2 separate regions of the Homo sapiens genome follow, and region 2 is linked to region 1. A link is an interaction called in ENCODE POLR2A ChIA-PET data of the cell type or tissue named here. Cell type or tissue: GM12878. All regions are shown on one strand. Each heading gives the region's core, and the rest is flanking DNA. Links, peaks and the distances in the headings are about the cores only.

Region 1 (8,338 bases), core at 9-8,008:
ACCTATAAAAGCAACTTTGGGGAAATTTGAATATGAAGTAGTTATCCCACTTTTGTGGGATTATTGTCAATGTTTCTTAGGTGTGGTAATAGTACTGTGGTTTTGATGGAGAAGTCCTTGTTCTTAGCATGTACTTAGCATGCTAAAGTACTTGGAGGTAAAATGTCACTATGTTTGAAACTTAATTCCAAATGATTCAGCAAACAGAAAATGCAGATATCCAACTCACAGCAGATATCCAAAGTATATGAAGCAAAAACAGACAAATTGAGAAAAGATACAGAAAATTCAATAATGATAGTCAGAGACTTTAATGTGCCAATTTCAACAATGGGTAGCACGACCAGACAGAAGATTAACAAGGGAATAGAAGAATTGAATAATACTATTTGTGTAGTGTTGTATAGTTTGTGAAAACTGGACCTAACAGACAGCTGTAGAACACCTTACTCAACAACACAATACCCATCCTTCTCAAGCACATCTGTATCATTCTCTAGCACAAAACATGTACGAGGCCATAAAACAAGCCAAAATACATTTAAAAGGCTTAACATCCTTTGAAGTATAGTCTCTGGCCACAATTAAAAAATTAGAAATCAGTAACAGAAGGAAATTTGGAAAATTCACAGATATGTGGAAATTAAACAACATACTCCTAAATCATGAGTGAGTCAAATAAATCTCAAGGAAAACTAGCAAATAATTTGATATGAATGAACACAAAAATGCAACATATTAAAATTTATGGAATTTAGCAAAGCAATGCTTAGAGGGAAATTTATAGCTGTAAAGTACCTATATTAAAAAAGAAGAATCTCAAAAGAATAACATAACCTCCTACTTTAAGATACTACAAAGAGAAGAGAAAACTAAACTCAAATCCAGCAGCAAGAAAGAGACAATAAATGTTACAGGATAAATAAATGAAATAGAAAATAGAAAAACAGCAAATCGCAAGGCTAAAAATTGGTTATTTGAATAAAATGAGCAAAATTGACAAACTTTAGCTAGACTGATCAAGAAAAAAAGAAAAAAATCCTCAAATTATTAACACCAGGAATGAAAGAGGAGACATTGCTACTGACCTGTAGAAATAAAACGAATTATAAGGGAATACCATGAATAATTTTATGCCAACACATTAGATAACCTAGATAAAATAGACGCATTCCTAGAAAAACACAATCTCCCAAAAGTCACTTGAGAAAACATAGATTATCTAAATGGACCTAAGATAAGTAAAGAGATTGAATTAATAATAATAAAAAATATTCCACAAAGAAAGGCCCAGGCCTAGATGGCTTTACTGGAGAAACCTACCAAATGTTAAAAGAATGACAAAATTTATTTACAAACTCTTCCAAAAAGTAGAAGAGAAAGAAGTGCTTCTTAATTATTCTGTGAAGCCAGCATTACCTTCATATCAAAACCAGACAAAAACTTAAGAAAAAAACACTACAGACCAATATTCCTTATGTATACAGATGTAAATATTTTCAACAAAATGACAACAAACTGAATCTAGCAACATATAAAAAGGATTATACTTTATGACCAAGTGATATTTGTCTGAGCTATGCAAGGTTGGTTCAACATATGAACATCAATAGATACAATATACCACACTGATACAATAAGGACCAAAAAACATATGATCCTCTTAACAGATGTCAAAAAAGCATTTGACCAAATTCAGCACCCTCTCATGATTAAAAATACTCCATAGACTAAGAAAAGATGGTGACATCTATAATTTAGTAAAGGGCATCTACAAAAAACTCACAGCTAGCAACATATGTAATGGTGAAACATTGAAATAGTTCTCCTTAGGATCAGGAAAAAGGCAAGGATGTCTGCTCTTGCCACTTTTATTCTATATTGTACTGGAGGTTCTAGTTAGGGAAATTAAGCAAGAAAAAGGAAAAAAGGCAACCAGATTGGAAAGAAAGAAGTGAAAATATCTCTATTCACAGTGACATCATCTTATATATAGAAAATCCTAAGGTATCCTCTCCCCCTGCCACATACGCAAACTATTAAACTAGTAAATGAATTCAGCAAGGATGTAGATATAAGATCAATATATAAAAAAGTTTATTCTATACCCTACCAATATCTAAAAATAAAAATAAGAAAATAATTTCACTGGTAATAACACCAAGTAGAAAACCTATTTAGGAAGAAATTTAACAAAGGTAGTATACATTTTGTACATTGAAAAACTAAAAAACATTATTGAAAGAAATTAAAGATCCAAATAAATGAAGACATCTTGTGCTCATGGACTGGAAGGCTTAGTATTGTTAAGATGGCAACATTCCACAGATACACAGTTTCAAAATAGTCTCTATAAAAATTCCAGCAGCCTTTTTTGCAGAAATTGGCAAGCTGATCTTAAAATTCATATGGAAATTCAAGAGACCCAGAATAGCTAAAACAATCTTAAAGAGGGGGAATAAATTTGGAGGACTCATACACACTAATTTCAAAACTTACTACAGGGCAACAGTAATCAAGATAGTATGTTACTAGTATAAGGATAGGCATATAGACCAGAAGTGAGAATCTAGAAATAGACTCTCACATATTTGATCAATTGACTTTTCACAAGAGTGTCCAAATAATTCAATAGGGAAAGAATAGCATTTTCAATAAATGGTGCTGGGACAACTGGATATTCACCTGCAAAAGTGCAAAGTTGGACTCTTCACAATGTATACAAAAATTAACTCAAAAAACACATTGGCTTATGCAAAGAATTCATGACTAGTACATCAAAAGTGCAGGCAACAAAACCAAAAATAGACAAATGGGACTTAATTGAACTAAAAAGCTTCTGCATAGCAAAAGAAATAATCAACCAGGGGCAGTGGCTCACGCCTATAATCCCAGCACTTTGGGAGGCCGAGGCAGGCAGATCACTTGAGGTCAGGAGTTCAAGACCAGCCTGGACAACATGGCAGAACCCCATCTCTACTAAAAATGCAACAATTAGCTCGGCTTGGTGGTGGGAGCCTGTAATTCCAGCTACTTCGGAGGCTGAGGCATGAGAATCACTTGAGCCTGGGAGGTGGAGGTTGCAGTGAGCCGAGATCGTGCCACTGCACTCCGCCCTGGGTGACAGAGAGACTCTGTCTCAGGGAAAAAAAAAAAAAAAAAAAAAAACCAACAGAATGAACAGACAATCTGCAGAATGTGAAAAAATATTTGCAAACCACATATGTGACAAGGGACTAATATCCAGAATCTACTAGGAACTGAAACAACTCAATAACAACAACAACGAAACCTCCCACAAATAACCTCATTACAAAGTGGACCAAGGGGGCAAGCATAACCATGGCAACCCTGACCCAGTTGTGAGAAGCTCCAGGCCCCTTGCTGGTGTGTGAAATATCAAATTTCAAGCACAACAAGTCACAAATCCAGGATCTGACTGAGATATAATACCACAATTACAGAAGGAAAAAAGCTGGCAACAATGTCTCCAGATGCTGCTGAGCTTGTAGCACTTAACAGGACTGTTCACCAGGCCACCCAGAGGCCCAACAGCAAACCCTATCCCTGTCCTGAGGGAGAGGTCCTGCAGCGGACCCTGGGCCAGCACTGGGAGGAATATGTCTCCTCAGACCCCACTTCCCAGCAGCAGAACGCCACCTCTGCTGACTCTGAACCAGGTCCTGAATTTAAAAGACAATTTGAACTTGGATTCGTATTACATTTGAGAGACAGGGAAATATCACAGTTGCATATACTCATGATTCCTTTCCTTCTCCAAGCCCAATGTTATGAAAACAGAATGTGAAATTTTAAAAAAAGTGGGCAAAGGGCATGAACAGACATTTTTCAAAAGAAGACATACAAATAGCCAACAAGCATATGAAAAGAAAATGCTCATCACTAATCATCAGAGAAATGCAAATTGAAACCACAATGAGATATCTTACACCAGTCAGAATGGCTATGATTAAAAAGTAAAAAAATAACAGATGTTGGCAAGGATGCAGAGTTTATAAAGGGAACCCTTATGCACTGTTGGTGGGAATGTAAATTAGTTCAACCTCTATGGAAAATAGTATGGATATTTCTCAAAGAATTAAAATTAGAACTACCATTTGTTCCGGCAATCACACTACTGGGTATCTATCCAAAGGAAAAGAAATCATTTTATCAAAAAGACACCTTTCATTTGTATGTTTATCACAGCACTATTCACAACAGCAGACATAGAACCCACCTAAGTGTCCATCAATGGATGGTTGGATGAAGAAATGCTACCCCGTAGTATACTAAATGTGGTATACTATTCAGTGGTATACTAAATAGTAGAATACTATTCAGCCTTAAAAAACAATGAACTCGGCCAGGCACGGTGGTTCACACCTGTAATCCCAGGATTTTGGGAGGCTGAGGCGAGCGGATCACAAGGTCAGGAAATCGAGACCATCCTGGCTAACACGGGGAAACCCCGTCTCTACTAAAAAAAAATACAAAAAAATTAGCCAGGTGTGGTGGCGGTAGCCTGTAGTCCCAGCTACTTGGGAGGCTGAGGCAGGAGAATGGCGTGAACCCGGAAGGTGGAGCTTGCAGTGAGCCGAAATTGCGCCACTGCACTCTAGCCTGGGCAACAGAGTGAGACACCGTCTCAAAAAAAAAATAAAATAAAAAAAATAAAAAGAACTCATGTCTTTTGCAGCAACATGGATGGAACAGGAGGTCTATCTTAGGTGAAGTAACTCAGAAACAGAAAGTCAAGTACTGCATGTTTTCACTTATAAGTAGGAGCTAAAAAATGTGTATATATGGACATAGAGTGTGGAATAATAGATATTGGAGACTCAGAAGGGTGAGGAGGAAGGGAGGTTAAGAGATAAGAAATGGGCTGGGCATGGTGGCTTATGCCTGTAACCCCAGCACTTTGGGAGGCCGAGGCGGGTGGATCACGAGGTCAGGAGATCGAGACCATCCTGGCTAACATGGTGAAACCTCGTCTCTACTAAAAATACAAAAAATTAGCCAGGCGTGGTGGCGGGCACCTGTAGTCCCAGCTGCTGGGGAGGCTGAGGCAGGAGAATGGCGTGAACCCGGGAGGCGGAGCTTGCAGTGAGCAGAGATCGAGCCACTTCACTCCAGCCTGGGTGACAGAAAGAGACTCTGTCTCAAAAAAAAAAAAAAAAAAAAAGATGAGAAATGACTTCATGGATATAATGTACATCATTTGGGCAATGGTTACAGTAAAAGCCCAGACTTCGCCACCATGCAGTATGTCCATATAACACAACTGCACTTGTACCTCCTAGGTTTAGATTTTAAAAGTCAACTCACAATGGAATGTAAACATAAATATAAAAATCAAAACTAGGCCAGGTGTGGTGGCTCACACCTGTAATCCCAGCACTTTGGGAGGCCAAGGTGGGCGGATCACGAGGTCAGGAGTTCGAGACCAGCCTGGCCAATATCGTGAAACTCCGTCTCTAGTAAAAATACAAAAATTAGCTGGGCATGGTGGCACGTGCCTGTAGTCCCAGCTACTCGGGAGGCTGAGCAGAAAAATCGCTTGAACCCGGGAGGTGGAGGTTGCAGTGAGCTGAGATTGCGCCACTGCACTCCAGCAGCCTGGATGACAGAGCAAGACTCCGTCAAAAAAAAAAAAAAATCAAAACTATAAACCTCTTAGGAGAAAGTGCTGTAGTAAATATGCATGAACAGCGGTTAGACAAAGCCTTCCAAGCTATAACACCATAGAAAAAAGTGGCCCCCAAAAGTAATAATAATAAATTAGACTTCCTTAAAAAGAAAACTTTTTCTGCTTCAGAAGACACTATCAAGAAAGTGAAAAGACAACCTACAGTAAGAGAGAAAGTATTTGCAAATCATATAACCAATAAGGGACTTTTATCCAGGATATAAAATAACCTCAAAACTTAACAGTATAAGACCACCCAAGTAAAAATGGGCCAACTATTTGAATAGACATTTCTTCAGAGAAGATAACTAAATGATCAATAAGTACATAAAAAAGCTCAACATCATTAGTCATTAAGGAAATTAAAATAAAAAATAAAAAACATGTGATACTGCTTCACACCCACTATGATGGCTATATAATAAAAAAGATGGCCAATAAAAATTGTGGGGGAGAATGCAGAGAAATTGGAACCCTTATACATTGCTGGTTGAAATGGAAAATGCAGCAACTTTGGAAAACTCTTTGACTATTTCTCAAAATATTACAAATAGAGTTACATAGGACCTAGCAATTTCAATGTTGGATGTATATCCAACTGAACTGAAAACACGTGTTCACACAAAAACTTGTACACGAATGTTCATTGCAGCATTATTCATAATAGCCCCAAGGTGGAAACAACCTAAATTTCCATCCACTAGTGAATGAATAAACAAAATGTGGTATAAGCATACAGTGGATTTCCCCTTTCACTCAAAAGATATTTCAAGATATTATTAAACTTAAATTTTAAAATTAGTTTCCTTTGCTTTATGCTAAGAGAATAATAAGTCCTGTGGAATTTGTGATTTCTTAAACTTACTTTTAGACAAACCATTAAATTATAGTAAATATTTCAGGCACATTATAAAAGATGGCATGTGGTTTTGACGCATACATAATTTTATAAGTATTTATTAAATAAAATATGTTACTTACATCAACCATCCCCAACCTTTTCGGCACCAGGGACAGGTTTCGTAAAAGACAATTTTCCCACGGATGGGGGTTGGGTGGAGGGTTTCAGGATGAAACTGTTCCACCTCAGATCATCAGGCACTAGATTCTCATAAGGAGCTCACAGCCTAGATCCCTTGCATGCACAGTTCACATGGTTTGCTCCTATGAGAATCGAATGCTGCTGCTGATCTGACAGGAGGCAGAGATCAGGCGGTAATGCTCACTCACCACCCCCTGCCACCTTCTGCTGTGTGGCCCAGTTCCTAACAGGCCATCAACAGGTACTGGTCCATGGCCTGGGTACTGGGGACCCCGGAATTATATTACTCAGCTGTCTCTACATTTAGGTATTACTTATTTTGCCTGCCAAAGAGTAAAATGTGTTAAAACTTCCCAATACAATTAGTTTCTGTAATTTTCTTCTTGTCTTTCTGTTGTGTTTTGTTCTCTATATATTTATCTAGTGTTTATGAATAAAATTACACAACTCATACTACAGCACAGCTTTATCAATAAAGTGGAGATTTTTACCCTACTTTTCATTTTCTACCTTAAGTTATACTTTGTCAGATGTTAATTCCTGCTTTCTTTTTATTTTAATTTCTTGGTATATCTTTGCTTATCATTTTGCTTTCAATGTTTATGCTTATTTTGGTTTGAGTATGTTTTATAACCTACATAGACTGTGTGTGTATATGCTTGTAAGTGCAAGGGTGTGTATTTAACCAGCTTGAGAACCACTGTCTTTTAATAGCGAAGTTTAAGAAGTTCAACCCATTTTCATTATTATTATTGTTACATATTTTACTATAATACATTATATGTAATATATATTTTTATATTTCACTGTGTCTGGGTATGGTGGCTCATACCTGAAGCCCTAGCAGTTTGGGAGGCTGAGGCGGGAGGACTACTTGAGCCCAGGAATTTAAGATCAGCTTTGGCAACATGAGATCTCCATTTCTACAAAAAGTTTAAAAATTAGCCAGGTGTCATGGCTCACGCCTGTAGGCCTGGCTACACGGGAGGCCGAAGCGGGAGGATAGCTTGATCCCAGGAGGTCAAGGTTGCAGTGAGCTGTGTTCACGCCACTGATCTCCAGCCTGGGCAACAGAGCAAGACCCTGTCTCAAAAAACCAAACCAAACCAAACAAAACTTCATTGCTGTTTTTCTGTTTTGTAATTGCTAGACTATGTTTTGTTTTATTGATGTCTTCTTCGATAATGTTCAAAATTATCAATTACGTTTCTCAATTTTTCAATTGAATAAATCAGAAAAAATGGATATATATAACAGCATAAACATAAAAACCTTACAAGCATTGAATAATATCTTAAATTAAAGGACAAAAAGACTGAGAAAATATTTGCAACAAATAAGATACATATTCACAATACAATCCACAATATAAAAGAAGTCATGAACATCCATAAGAAAAAAATGGGTATAGCAGTCAAAACTGTATTTGGCTACGAGAACCAGCAAAACATACCATAGTGGCTTAACAGATGAAAGGAAGGACTGTTTCACTTGGGTAATAAGAAGTCCCATGGGAATCAGTCCAAGGCTGATACATTGACTCCAAGTATCCCCAGTGTCCCAGGCTCTGTAAATCTTTAGGTTCATGCATTCTTAGTATGCAGTTT
Region 2 (8,338 bases), core at 265-8,264, 150 kb before region 1:
GGGATTATCTATGGCTTCAATTTTCCATGCTCTCCCAGCCCCTAATTATCAGATACAGTCAAGTCAGCCTAACTTTATAGTGACAGCCCAGTCTACAAGTGAGCAGGGGCATAATATTCAAATTCTAGAATTTCCACAGAGGTAACCTATGATACCTTCTTCCTTAAATTACAGCTCTCAAAAATGCCAGGGTGATGGACAACTTTGATCACAGGTGAAAAGGCTCAAAAAGAGATCCCACAGCATTTTAACAGCTGACTTTTCCCACCATTCAAACTTTCTATGACCTAACAGAATATGTACATCTTAATATTTTACTCTCGTAAGAAAAATAAGGAAACTAATGTTCATTAGGCATCTATTATATGCCAGGGTGCCAGACCCTCTGCTGGATGTCTTATAAATATTACCTTGCTTAATTCTAGAACAATTTAGGAAATATTTTTTCTTTTCCAACTTTTACTTTAGACATAGGGTTTACGTGTGCAGGTTTGTTACATGGGTATCTTGCATCCAGGTAGTGAGCACAGTACCCAAGAGGTAGTTTCTGACTCATTAACCCCCTCCCGCTCCTCCCTCTAGTAGTCCACAGTGTTTATTGTTCCCATGTTTATGTTCATGAGTGCTCGATGTATAGCTCCTACTTATAAGTGAGAACATGCAGCATTTGGTTTTCTGTTCCTGCATTCATTCACTTAGAATTATGGTTTCCAGCTCTTCCAACATGGTTACCCATGTTGCTATAAAGGACATGATTTCATTCCTTTTTATGGCTGCAAAGTATTCCATGGTGTATATGTACCACATTAAAACAAAATCAAATCCACTGTTGATGTGCACCTAGGTTGATTCCATGTCTTTGATACTGTGAATAGCGTGGCAGTAAACATACAAGTGTATATGTCTTTTTGGTATAATGATCTAGTTTCCTTTGGATATACACCCAGTAATGAGATTTATGGGCTGAATGGTAGCTCTGTTTTAAGTTGAGAAATCTCCAAACTGCTTTCTACAATGACTGAACTAAGTTACATTTCCCCCACCGGTGTATAAGCATTCCCTTTTCTCCATAGCCTCACCAGCATCTGTTATTTTTTGACTTTTGATAATAGCATTCTGACTGGTGTGAGACAGTATCTCGTCGTGGCTTTGATTTGCATTTCTCTGATGATTAGTGATAATAAGCATTTTTTCTTGTTTGTTGGCTGCTTGTATGTCTTCTTTTAAGAGGTGTCTGTTCATGCCCTTTGCCCATTTTTTAATGGAGTTATTGTTTTTTTGCCTCTTGATTTAAGTTCCTTATAGATTCTGGATATTAGACCTTTGTTGGATGCACAGTTTGCAAATATTTTCTCCCATTCGGTAGGTTGCTGTTTACTCTGTTGATTCTTTTGCCGTGCAGAAGCTCTTTAGTTTAATTAGTTCCCACTTGTCAATTTTTTGTTTTTGTTGCAATTGCTTTTGGGGACTTAGCCAAAAATCCTTTGCCAAGGCTAGTGTCAAGAGGGGTTTTTCCTGTGTTTTCTTCTAGGATTTTTACAGTTTGAGGTCTTAGATTTCGATTTAATCCATCTTGAGTTAATTTTTGTATATGGTGAAAGGTAAGGGTTCAGTTTCATTCTTCTGCATATGGCTAGCCAGCTATCCCAGCACCATTTATGAATAAGGAGTCCTTTACCCCATTGCTTGTTTTTGTTGGCCTTGAGCAAGAAATTTTTATCCTGATTTTACAGACAGGGAAACTGAGGCTCAGGGAATTTAAATCTGAGTTCATAAGTGTCAGAACTAAGAGCTGAACACAGAGTTGCCTTTGCCTCTCCCTAAAAACTGTGCTGTTTAACCATACAACTCAGTCTCAATGGTTTCTTACTTATATCCAGAAGTGTCTTTGACAACACTCTCAAGGCTTATTAGGGAGATGACTGTGCTGATGGCTCTTCGTGACTCTTAAAGATTAATGCTGTGCCTGAACATGCTAACACCATCCTCAGAAGCCCCTTTTCCTATCTTCAGATATCAACTCTTTCCCCTTCTATAATCACTGATACCAATAACCCACAGCTTCTCGTCCTTTGCCAAATCTGTATGAACTGCCACCAGTCCTGTTTATAGCTTCTGATTCGTGGGAGACCAGGCATTTCCTGCATGGTGGGAGCCTGAGGCCACGGTGGGAGAGGGGGCGGTAAAAGATGCCTTTCCTTCCCGGATGACTCAGAGCCAATGACTGTGCCGGAGCCCAGACAGCAGAAGCCTGTGCCCTTGGCGTCACCACAGGACCGCTTCCTATCTCAGTGAGGGAAGTGGCTGAAAGAGCCAGTGTGAGGGAAGAGGAAGGAAGGAGGCAGAGGGTCTGTTACCAGTCCTCATCCCTGCCTTCCATTCCCGCTTCTCTCTTGTCCCTTGCCCCAGACCCACCCCCGTGCTGGATTTTAATGCACAGACTTGCCTTTCTCAGATTCAAGCCTGACTCTGCCCTAGCACCCCCAAAAGACGCCACAGCCCATCAAGTTCCTCCCTGTGAGAGACATCGAGGCCTCTTGGTGTTGGCCAGAGATAAATGCATCTTTATTCAGAGCCCTGTAAAATTACAAACTGGTTTGCTTTATTACTTGTCAGCTGGTCCTTCCTTGCCATCCCTGGTGAGTGAAAGACAGGCTAGCATGACTGCATCTCAGTGCAGGAAAATGCTACAAGAGCTTGTCCTTCAGGGAAGAAAATCTCCTGATGTCTATACAGAGCACTTACTGTCTCTATCACATGACAGACCTAAAAGATCAGGATCTTTCGTGGGTCTATGTTTGTCGGTATTTTTAATATGCATGAGATTGCCCAAAGGGACTGTGAGATAACTTGGGGCAAGGACCACATTTCCTTCACCAAAGAGTATCAACATGATGCTAGATTTCCAGGCAGTGCCTCCTGACTTGAGATGCAGGCCTCCTGCGTGGAGCAAATGGATTCCAGACTCCAGTATACGGCTCCCCGTGGTGCAGGCTTCAGTTTCCCTCTCCCCAGCGGCCTCACTAACAGGGTGGCAGCTTAGCCAGTCCCTGGGCAGCTTCAACAGCTTTGATTAAATCTGGTCTGCTTCCAGTCCTGGAGATGCCAGAGAAATCACACTGATTACCCTAACAGACTGGATGAAACACTAAACACATACATTCTGCACAGCCTCAACAACTTCAGGAGAGAGAGAACCCAGACTCTGGGCAATGCCTGTCTGAATGACTCTTTCTGAATCACAGATCAGGGATCTGCCATCAGCCCTCACAGTGATTGTTCTGCAAGTCTGGCAGCCCTAAACTGATTCCTGCTTATTCTAAAATACAGTATTGAGCACTGGGCTGGCTTCGTGAGTGTGCGACCTGTGACCTGTGCAGTCATACAGAGGTCCTGTGCTTGTCTGAGAATTTTTTTGAGACACAGTCTCACTCTGTTGCCCAGGCTGCCTCCCAGGCTTAAAAGCAAGCCTCCCACCTCAGCCTCCCAAGTAGCTGGGACTACAGGCACACACCACCATGCCCAACTAATTTTTTTTTTTTTTTTTTTTTAGTAGCGATGGGGTTTCGTCATGTTGCCCAGGCTGGTCTCAAACTCCTGAGCTCAAGCGATCCGCCTGCCTCGTCCTCCCAAAGTGCTAGGATTTCAGGAGTGTGCCACCACACCTAGCCAACCTGGGTTTGTTTTAATGCTCTGCTGTGGCTATCTTGAAATTCTTCCTAATTTTTGAACAAGGAGCCCTACATCTACATTCTGCACCAAGTCCCAGTAGTTACCTAGCCAGTCCTGCCGAACACTAACTCCATTCAGTCACTTCAAGACATCTTGTAAGTCTGGGAAGCTGTGCCAAAAGAAATGGGGTGTGGTCAGGCAAGGGGTGAGGCTTTGGGCTGAGGTGTGGGGGCTGCTCAGCACAGGGGAGCCCAGGGTTCCTGGAACGGGGCAAGACACCAGCATGGACCAAGGAAACAGGAAGGGCCTCTCAATGCACACAAAAAATATTGCCCACTTTGGACCACTAGTTTTTGGAAGTTTCGGAAACTTCCCAAATCTATTTCAAGTTTTTTATTATGGGCCTTATTTCTATCTCTCTGATTTATATAAAACCTGACTTTCCCCCCATGTTTCGAAGAAGGTTGTTTTAAAAGGTGGCATTCTGTTTGTTCTTTTCAGCTCAAAAGAAATTTGCATGAGGTAAGGGGCTGTTGAGATTGAGAACTCCACTTCCAGGCTGTTAATTCTGTTCAAAGTCCAGGCCCACTCAGCTAGAGAACGGGTTGTTGCAGCGAGTAGTTGGAGGTCAGATACCACTGATCAGGCTGAGTGGGAGGGAATATCAGGGGACACTCACAGTGTAGAGTGTCTCTGGGTACAAAGTTCTCGATGATCATCAACAACAATAAACTATAGGAAAAATGTCCCACGGTGTATTTTGTAAGAAATTGCCTTGGGAAAGCATTCTCATGCGTTTTCAAAATGAGTCAGATGACAAAGACATTGCTTCTTTGAATGCTTCAGTAACTGTCTTGTGATCACTTGCAGGCGCATGAGGTCGAGCCTTTTATTAATGTTCTCAGACATGACAGCTAGAGATGGACGGATGTTCCTTATGCACACACATGTATACATGCCCCATAGCGTTACTGTATTACACTATAGGGAAAAGCAGTTGCCAAAAAGATATTTATTTAGGATAAATGAATATTCCATAGCACCCCTGCTTGTTACTACACTCTGTCTGAATCCCTGTGCACAGCCTGTCCTCCAGAACCATGAAATCAGCAGGAAGCAGATATGTTTTATGGGCTATGTGTCACTTAGCGCCGCCTGCGCATCCTAATAGGTGATGAAATAAGGGAGCTGCAGCAATTGCTATTGAAGCTGAAAATGTGGCCCCCTTGGCTCCAGGTTTGTCTGCTCTCAGGAAGGCATAGCTGGTTGCCTGCTCTTTGCAAAAGGAAGAAAATGGAACTGAGCAGACACTGCTGTATTTGGAGTGGCAGAGCAACATTAACATATACGATGCAGGAAGGAATACAACGTGGGCAAAATAAAGCTTTCCCTGAGGCTCAGGGGAAGCATCTATCTGTGTGCACTGAAGGCCTAAAGCACCTCAGCATCGCCTGCCTGCTGAAATACGGGCTTGGATGAGAGCTTGCTGCCTACCATGCTGTGCTTTGACCCTTGGAATCAAAATCTACCTAATGATTTTAGATCTAAGAGATAAGGAGTCTTTGCCTGCTTAGAAGACTGGGAGAAGTGGCTGAGCAGTTTACAGACTGTGTACAACTGTTTGAAGGCCACAGAGGTGCTCTTGGAACTGGGCAGCATGAACATGGAGTTGAACCACTCAGATCTGGGATACAATAAGCTCAACCTACTACAGCAGCTCAGATGACTATTTCACTTACCATGTGAAAGAAAAATCACATAATTTTAGAGCTGGAAAGGAAAAGAGTGATGCTCTTGTTTGAGTCCCTTATTTCAGAGATAGAGAAATGCAGATGTCTAAGGCAGTCCAGCTGCAGCTCTGAATAATGAGTCTTCCAAAGCATCCTTGGAGCATTGCTAGAAGAGAGGGCAGAAGAAAGGAACTAATCCTGCTCTGCCCACATCCACCAACTTCAGCCAAAAGTGAACCACCTTCCACCAAATACTAACACAAATGCCAGTGCAGAAACAGAAGCAGGATGATGGACCCCAGCGGTTCAGGTCAACTCGCTTGGGTGGCATAAATCACTCCCAATTCACCAGATCACAGCCCTGATCTTCACATATTCGGTTCCGAATGATCTTTTTTTTTTTTTTTTTTTTTTTTTTTTTTGAGAAGGAGTCTTGCTCTGTCGCCCAGGCTGGAGTGCAGTGGCATGATCTCCGCTCACTGCAAGCTCAGCCTCCCAGATTCACGCTATTCTCCTGCCTCAGCCTCCCGAGTAGCTGGGACTACAGGCGCCCACCACCATGCCCGGCTAATTTTCATGTTAGCCAGGATGGTCTTGATCTCCCGACCTCGTGATCCACCCGCCTCGGCCTCCCAAAGTGTTGGGATTACAGGCGTCAGCCACCGCGCCCGGCCCCAAATGGTCTTAAACACAAGGGTAATAAGCAAGATGTTGCTTTCTTCAACTTTTCAGTATCAGATCCAGAGTGTTCCGCAAATTCCTTTTTACCCAGATTGCAGGCTTAACACCATCAGGTCAAAGACGCTGTTCTTCTCTTGGCTCTTCTATTTATGTGAAAAAAGAATTGCTAAATACTTGTTGATTATTATAAGAAACCTACAGAAACCTGATGCAAATTCTCTGATTTGAGTCAGTTTTCCTTTATCCTCTCAATTTAGCTATTTTAAGGAACTCAAAGCCCTTACTTCCAAAGGTCACATTGTGAAATTGTGACCAAAATAACAGAGAGAAATCGGCTGTCATAAATCCTCAATTTATGATTATCAAAGAAAACAAAACTGCATCCAAAAACAAGGAAAACAATGTGTGACCTCTATAAGTTCGACTCTTCCTCAGCAGCATCAGGGAGTACTGATTAGGAAAGCAGCAGGGCAGAGGAGTAGATGGCACAGCGTAGCTGGGACACACCTGGGTTTGGATCCCAGCTGTACCACTTACTAGCTGCAAAACCTTGGGTGAGTTACCTCCTTGAGTTTTGGGTTTTCTCATCCCTAAAATAAACATAGCATCCCTGTTTCATACAATGGTTGTGAGGATTGAAGGTGATAATGAGTATTTAAACCACCTGGCACTCACTATGTATCTAGTAATGGTGACCTCAAGTTGCATTCCTGGTTCTGATAATCATTTCATACCTTGGCCTCCTTCTCTTCATCTTCAAAATAAAGCAGTCAAAATAAATAATCACTAGGGTCCATCTCCACTCAAGGCTCTAAGAAAAGACGAATGCTCAACTCTCCACTAATCCAGTCTATCTAAAGGCCAGTGAAAAGAGAAATAGCCTATATTTCCGTAATATCGTGGTTTTCAGTGTATATGCTCATAGAACTATCGAATTTGATGTCACCCCAAGAATTCCTGCTCATTTCGGTTAAACAAAAAAGACATGGTCTTCCCCATTTGAAAAATCTCAAAACGATCTCCACATTTTACATCCTATTGCCCCTGCCACGGCTCTGTCATGTAACGTGGGTATCATCTTTAATCATCTCCAAACTGGGTGTGATGGGCCCATGGTCTTCCTTCTCCAATCCACCTTCCACGACTGTCAGTCATCTCTTCAAAACACAGAACTGACCATACTCCAACCCTTTAACTGCCTTCTAACCGTCTTTGTGATTGCCAAAGCACACAAGCATGCCTCCCCACCTTGTGTTCCAGCCACTCACATACGCAACTCACATGCCCCTGCCCTCCTCACCAGGAGTCTACTCCCTCCCCTCAGTCTGAAACAGTCACTTACTGTAGACCTTCCACACCACCCTGTCTACATGTCTGTAAGTGTCTTCCATCACAGATCTTTTTTTTTTTTTTTTTTTTTTTCACCTCAAGGTATGATTACTTACCTAAAAGTCTGTCTCTATAGCTGGACTATAAGTTGTGCTTTTTCCGTCTTTGGTTCTCAGCCTCTTGAGGCTGCCTGTGTTAAGCCATGCATGTAGTAGGTAGTTCATAAAGTCATACTGAATTATTTACTTAATTGGTTTCAGCAGGCCCCTAATCAAATACATGCTAGAAGAGAAGAAGGCAGGCTGCGTAGTTAGGCAATTCATTATCACAATATCTTTGATTAGTCAGCTATCACTTTGGAAAGTGCAGAGAACTGGAGGCAAGCCCATGAGATGTTGGACATGAGGCTGGCTGAGTTTTGATTGGGAGCAAAGAGCAAGAGAGAGCCGTTATATCTGTGCCCAGAAAATGTGGGGAGGCCAAATCTGTTTTCTTTCTGTCTTCCCTTGCCTCTCTTTCTTTGTCCTCTTTCCATTATTACCTCCTCCTTCCTCTCATCTCCAACGTTAATTCATTTGATAAATATTTAGTGAGTGCTTATGATGTGCTAAGTACTGTTCTGACACTAAGGATACAGCAGCAAGCAAAATGACGCCCCTGCATTCTAGTGCAGTGCATCTCAAGCTTTAATGTCATATGCATCATCTGTGGGTCCTGCCAAAGAGAAGAATTGGACTCAGCTTTCAAATAAAGGTGATGCTGATGCCACCAGTCCACATCCTCTGGGAAGTAAGGTTCTAGACTAGAACACTGGTTCTCAAGCTTGGTTGCACATAGGAATCTCCTGGGAGTTTTACAAAATACTAATGCTGAGTCTCTTCCTTATAACATTACTGAATTTAATTGTTCTAGAACACAGGAGAGGA

What was found. ChIA-PET counts read pairs that join two places held together with the same protein. Peaks named below come from ENCODE experiments on the same cell type or tissue, not always from the same donor. Only the 100,000 strongest peaks of a DNase experiment are listed, where the experiment ranks them.
Region 2: POLR2A ChIA-PET joins it to region 1 with 12 read pairs; 2 of 35 experiments call an interaction of 5 or more read pairs at or near these places.

Annotation. Positions count from the first base shown.
Region 1 is chr12:11,563,932-11,572,269 of GRCh38, reverse strand. It overlaps LINC01252 (long intergenic non-protein coding RNA 1252), which reads right to left. Exons shown (of 8, transcript NR_033890.1): 8 at 7,867-8,338. Among named protein-coding and RNA genes, the nearest start is that of LINC01252, 20 kb to the right of the region's middle. RefSeq lists enhancers at 3,331-3,430, 3,451-3,500. In GM12878, for the core only: no CTCF peak of the experiment used is centred there; DNase peaks (open chromatin) are centred at 3,329, 6,348 and 6,789; H3K4me3 peaks cover 865 bases; H3K27ac peaks cover 6,240 bases.
Region 2 is chr12:11,713,817-11,722,154 of GRCh38, reverse strand. The region is part of intron 1 of ETV6 (ETS variant transcription factor 6); the gene reads right to left. It overlaps LOC124902879 (a long non-coding RNA gene), which reads right to left. Exons shown (of 2, transcript XR_007063212.1): 1 at 3,777-8,338; 2 at 1-3,096. Among named protein-coding and RNA genes, the nearest start is that of ETV6, 68 kb to the right of the region's middle. RefSeq lists enhancers at 1,796-1,945, 2,036-2,095. In GM12878, for the core only: no CTCF peak of the experiment used is centred there; a DNase peak (open chromatin) is centred at 4,454; H3K27ac peaks cover 4,542 bases.